Linked DNA regions of Mus musculus: region 1 is linked to region 2. Evidence: chromatin contacts called from ENCODE Hi-C or POLR2A ChIA-PET data. All regions are on one chromosome and are shown on one strand. Each heading gives the region's core, a stretch centred on a gene start or an enhancer-like site at or near the end of the contact. The rest is flanking DNA. Distances are from core to core; before and after follow the strand shown. Region 1 has its middle 6.9 kb from the start of Klhl33. Region 2 has its middle 23 kb from the start of Atg14.

Region 1 (2,872 bases), core at 309-2,808, 3.3 Mb after region 2:
TAGGTCAGACGCATTTGTCTGCACTGTCTATTCACCAGCGGATGGATCATCATCCTTCCCATCTCGGACACAGCACCTTTGACTTCACTGAGACTCAAGGTACTTAGTCACACCTCCTTAAGAGTGAGTCCACAGCAAAGCCAAATGAAACATGGGTGCTTCTTTTGTTAAGCAAATCCTTTCCTCAGGCCCTGAGCTGGTGACAAACTGTTAAATTAGATGTGCTCTGAGACTTGTTACACTCTCTGCTAGTAGAGGAAAAAGGCCATATAAGTAATAGCTGTGGGAGGCAGAGGCAGGTGGATTTCTGAGTTCGAGGCCAGCCTGGTCTACAAAGTGAGTTCCAGGACAGCCAGGGCTACACAGAGACACCCTGTCTCAAAAAAAAAAAAAAAAAAAAAAAGAAAGAAAGAAAGAAATAGCTGACAATAAAAAGAAGTCATTCCAATAAAAATCCTCTATAAATGCTTATGAGTGTGTGCGCCTTCTTGTCATTATGGTAACCACATGCATGAAACACTTATGGAGGCCAGAAGTGGGTTCCCTGGAACTGGAGTTACAGGTGGTGGCTGTGAACTGCCAGATGTGGCTTCTGGAGACCGAACCTGGCCTTCTGTAAGAGCAGTAAATGCTACTAATCACTGAACCACCTCTCTAAACCCCTAGTAAAATCTTTTAATAGAATAATAACTTAGTGACTAATAGCTAACATAATTATGAATAATAGCTAATAAAATAAGTAATTTAATTAGTAATAGATAGCAATTATTGCTAAACACTCTAAAATGCAATGTTCTTTCCTTGTCTAAACTGTTTAGCAATAATAGCCCTCGTTCACACAGAACTGACCAAGTCCACCCATGACACAAACAACCAGGTTTCAATCACTCCTAACCAATTTGGTTTTCTACAGATCCCTCTTATAAAGTGTGTACGTCTGAAGACGGGGAAAGGTTAAATTAAGCTTCCGAATGGGGGTAAAGCAAAGAACTAGGACTTCTCTCCACAGCAGCAGAGACTCCAGGACTATTTCCTTTTCCCTAGTACCCAAGAGGACGGTGGAGAAATTCCTCCCTGGTAGGTGATGGGGAACAGCGACCTCTCTGTTCACCAGCGGCCTCTGCCCCTCCCACTGGCAAGAGAGTGGCTGCGCAGAGCAGCTACACACTTCTCCTCTGCCTGGCTTCAGGGACCAGACTAGACTCTCCACGCTCTAGTCTCCGTTCAGCGAGTTGTAGACGGAAAAGCACAAACTATAAGGCTGAGGCGGTCATTGAAATTAGACCGCTGTGGATGCACTTGGCACAACCCAGTGGCAGGTGGTGATATACAGAGGGCCCCTCAGTGTCGTACGCCAGGAGCCAGGGACCAGGCAATCAGCAGTGACCGAAAGCTAGGAGTTTCGGCAGCCCAGCATTGCTTTCCAGTGGGAAACAGCATGCAGGTCTTAGGGAAGGGTGAGTCATATGGGATTTAGTTGCCCTTCTAGGGCATCTTGGGCGCGGAGCGGAGGCGGGGCGGGGCCCAGAGGCCAGGAATCATCGCTCAAGCCACTGAGGCCGGCTTTTAGAGACCAGAAGCTGGGCCCGGAAGCCCGAGCAGGGGATGGGGATGGAGGTGGGATGCTGCCTGAAAGCTGGCTGACTTGGGAAGCTGAGGTGCATGGGCTGCGGGGTCCTCCTACTGAGCCAAGTAGTGGACAATTCAAATAATCAGTAAATAGGGTGCCCCCAACATTCCCCGTGAAAGGCCTGGGAACAGAACAAGACAATTAATTAATTAATTAATTTTTTTAAAAAGATTTATTTATTGTTATATGTATATACACTGTAGCTGTCTTCAGACACTCCAGAAGAGGGCGCCAGATCTCATTACAGATGGTTTTAAGCCACCATGTGGTTGCTGGGATTTGAACTCAGGACCTTCGGAAGAGCAGTCAGTGCTCTTAACCGCTGAGCCATCTCTCCAGCCCAAGAAAATTAATTTATTAAAGGATACTTTTATGTTTGGCTAAAATTGGAGGAATCAAAGTGGGAAGAGAGTTGGATCTGGGAACTATCTTGACATTTGGGTCATCTTCCGTTTATATAAGCTGTAAGATTTGGGGGAAAAAAAACCCTTAACCTCTACTTGATTTTGTCCTGGCTGTTGGATAGAATTACTGTACCTCCATAACCCCCGGAGGGTTAAGCAAAAATCTCCATAGCAGCCTAACATTACACTGCAGTGAAAAACAAGCTGAAGGAGCAAATCAAAGTTGTATATTTTTGAAATCGTTTTTAAAAATTCTCTCAGCCGGGCGTGGTGGTGCACACCTTTAATCCCAGCACTCGGGAGGCAGAGGCAGGTGGATTTCTGAGTTCGAGGCCAGCCTGGTCTACAAAGTGAGTTCCAGGACAGCCAGGGCTATACAGAGAAACCCTGTCTTGAAAAACAAAACAAACAAACAAACAAACAAAATGCATATATTATACCCCTACAACAGTTTCTCTTCTCTTCTCCCAGTCCATCACCTCCATCATATTAAGTGGATTTCCTCTTCAGACTCTTCAGAAAGAGGAAGCTTATATCATGTTGTTAGACATGCCTCTAAACCATAGAAGGGAACAGAAGTGAGGCTGCAGGTCCAGTTGGACCAATGCTTCTCAAGGATGGCTTCATCAGGGTGTCCACCAATGGAAGCTCTGAACTCTCTTCTCCCAAGTCACATTGCCAGCACTCAGAGCTGCCTGCTGGATACCAACTGATGTTTTCTTCATACTCCACCCTGAAACTGAAGTCTGCCTTAGTAAGGACAGGGTCAGTAGCCATGTAGGGCCTAGAGCCTGGGTTATAGGAGCCAGTTGCCTATCAACTTTCCAGTGACTGTCAT
Region 2 (2,935 bases), core at 56-2,555:
AAGCACAATTCTGAGCATTCTGAAACAGGGTTCGTTGGCATCATGGTTACCCTGGATGTCACAGGGAGAGTCAGAGGAGCTTTGGTGCTCTCTATGCAGAGAGCAGAGGCCATTTATCAGGCACAGGCAGCAAGGCAAGGCAGGGTCAGTCTGGTGGGGTGCTGAGTCAGGAGGGATGCAGAGAAGCTGATGAGCCAGGCAAGATGCTGCTGGCTGCACAGGGAGGAAGGGGCTGGCAATGGCTCATGGTGAGAAAGGAACAGCTTTTCTTTCACCTTTCCTTTCTTTTCCCTCCCTTCCTTCCTTCCTTCCTTCCTTCCTTCCTTCCTTCCTTCCTTCCTTCCTTCCTTCCTCTTTTATTCCCCTTCCCTCTTCTCATGTAGCTCAGGCTGGTCACAAACTATATATCCTCTACCCTCCAAGTGCTGGCATTACAGGGTTCACCATCATACACAGATTTTCAGGTGTGGAATCTCTTTTATATGTATTATGTTTGCTGGAGTGTCCATGGACAAGTGTACTCTACAGAAAACTTGTGATGAGCTGGGCGTGGTGGCGCACACCTTTGATCCCAGCTCTCGGGAGGCAGAGGCAGGCAGATTTCTGAGTTCGAGGCCAGCCTGGTCTACAAAGTGAGATCCAGGACAGCCAGGGCTATACAGCGAAACCCTGTCCTGAAAAACCAAAAAAAAAAAGAAAAGAAAAGAAAACTTGTGATGGTCAAAAGACAATTGTCAAGAGTAGGTTCTCTTATTCCAACATGTGGAAGGAATCCTACTCAGAGTATCAGGCCTGGTAGCAAGTGGCTCTACCAACAGAGCCATCCCACCCACCCAGATGTGGTACTTCTGTTATTATTTTGCACCCCCAAGCCCCAGGTAGATTTTCAGCAATTACAGAGAATTTATCTTTAGCTACATACAGAACTCTGTTGCTCCATGGTTAGGGTCCAGATAATTCAAGAAGATAATGCAAACGCAAATATCTAGAGATTTGTCTTTCTGCGGATCATTAATTCCAATGCGTTGGCTTTCTTAGGAACTTAACTGTGCTGAATGGTTCTATAAACAGACACATTTATGTAAGAGATTTCAAAACGAACTTGGAGACTTAAAATAATGTCTTTCCCATTTGATTCTACTGCTTCAGAGAAAATTTTTTTTTAATTATTCATCCACCTGTCTCTGTTCCAAGCTGATTTGCTCAATAGATGTTAGTTAATGAAGCAATCCACCCCGAGCATGGAGTGTGGGAAACACGTCCTAGAATCGACAGCTCCAAGGATGGTTTCTCTAATCAGGATAAAGGGAGCCTTCTGACAACGCTGGAATCTTATATAATGGTGCATGGATTCATTTAATAACGTATGCTAAAGGCGGCAGCCTACTGAGCTGCAGGCTCAGTGCCAGCCTGACAGATCAGGAACTCTTGTATTCATAATTGCACTTAGACTGCTTGCCCCCCAAAGGTCACAGGTATTTTTAAACACCAATTTAAAAAATCTGGAGAGATGACTCAGCAGTTAAGAGTACAGACTGCTCTTCTTAAGGTCCTGAGTTCAAATCCCAGCAACCCACATCGTGGCTCACAACCATCCTTAATAAGATCTGACACCCTCTTCTGGTGTGTCTGAAGACAGTTATAGTGCATTTAGATATAATAGTAAGTAAATCTTTTTAAAAAATAAATCTGGTGTCTTCATTAGAATAGCAAGTGAGGGGCTGGCGAGATGGCTCAGTGGTTAAGAGCACCGACTGCTCTTCCGAAGGTCCCGAGTTCAAATCCCAGCAACCACATGGTGGCTCACAACCATCCATAACGAAATCTGATGCCCTCTTCTGGAGTGTCTGAAGACAGCTACAGTGTACTTACATATAATAAATAAATAAATCTTAAAAAAAAAAAAGAATAGCGAGTGAGTACACACAGACACCAGAGTTGTGCATGTTTTGAGAAAGGGCTGCAAAAGGAACAGAAAGAAGGAGGCTATCTAGAAGGGAAGAAGGGACAGAAAGAAGGGGGCTATCTAGAAGGGAAGAAGAGAGGGTGGCCTTGGGTACCTTGGTCTTAAATTTCCAATCTCTGGAATGGTGAAGAAGAGAATTTCTGTTGTTTAAACTGCCCAGTTTGTGATGGTTTTTTGCTACGGCATCCCAAACTAACTAAAACAGATCAATGTTATTTATATCCTACTCCATTTTGTGTGTCTCTCTGTGTGTATGCACTGCTTGTGCATGTGAGTATGTCTGAGAAGGCCAGAAGAGAGCATCCTTGTATCCTGTCTTACGTAGTTCAGGTTTCTATTGCTGTGAAGAGACACCATTACCACGGTAATTCTTATAAAGGAAAACATTTAATTTGGTACTGGTTCAGTTCATTATCATCATGTTGGGAAGCATGGTCATATATAGGCAGGTATGGTGCTAGAAAAGGAGCTGAGAATTCTAAATATGGATCTGCATGCAACAGTCAGGAACTGTCAGCCGCTAGACCTGGTTTGAACTTCTAAGACATCAAAGTCTACTCCCACACCTTCTCCCACAAGGCCACACCTCCCAGTAATGTCAGTTGCTATGGACCAATGGAGCCATCTTCATTCAATTTAGGAACTAAAATTGCAGATGATTGTTAAAAGTCCTGCTATGGATGCTGGTAACCGAACTCCTAACCTCCGAAAGATCAACAAGCACTCTTAACTGTTGAGCCATCTCTCCAGCCTCTAAAATAAAATTTAAACTATGCCCCATCACATACGACAGAATGCTGAGGGGGGTCCCCAATCCCTGCCCTATGCCCTAATGAACTGTCCCCCAGCTGTCCAAACCCAAACCCAGGTGCTCTTGGATTTTGCTAATATAGTTAAAATTCCAAGACCATTGTTAGGAAAGAGAATATTCTGGCTAAGCCTGGCCCTAGCTGCTGAGCTGCTACAAAG

What was found. Hi-C counts contacts between places; a loop is a spot of excess contacts on that map. ChIA-PET counts read pairs that join two places held with the same protein, here RNA polymerase II (POLR2A).
Region 1: a loop to region 2 is called in a map of left cerebral cortex, with 16 times the contacts of the local background. The contact joins two enhancer-like sites. A Hi-C loop is called at or near these places in 4 of 37 maps with a recorded cell type or tissue (ES-E14, adrenal gland, left cerebral cortex and 1 more). POLR2A ChIA-PET finds 5 or more read pairs at or near these places in 2 of 5 experiments (both embryonic stem cell).

The regions. Positions count from the first base shown.
Region 1 is chr14:50,902,929-50,905,800 of GRCm38, forward strand. No RefSeq gene overlaps it. Among named protein-coding and RNA genes, the nearest start is that of Klhl33, 6.9 kb to the left of the region's middle. Within about 2 kb of position 1,559, at least 2 of the 3 ENCODE cell types and tissues checked have a DNase peak (open chromatin) inside an H3K27ac peak, as active enhancers do.
Region 2 is chr14:47,589,507-47,592,441 of GRCm38, forward strand. No RefSeq gene overlaps it. Among named protein-coding and RNA genes, the nearest start is that of Atg14, 23 kb to the left of the region's middle. Within about 2 kb of position 1,306, at least 1 of the 3 ENCODE cell types and tissues checked has a DNase peak (open chromatin) inside an H3K27ac peak, as active enhancers do.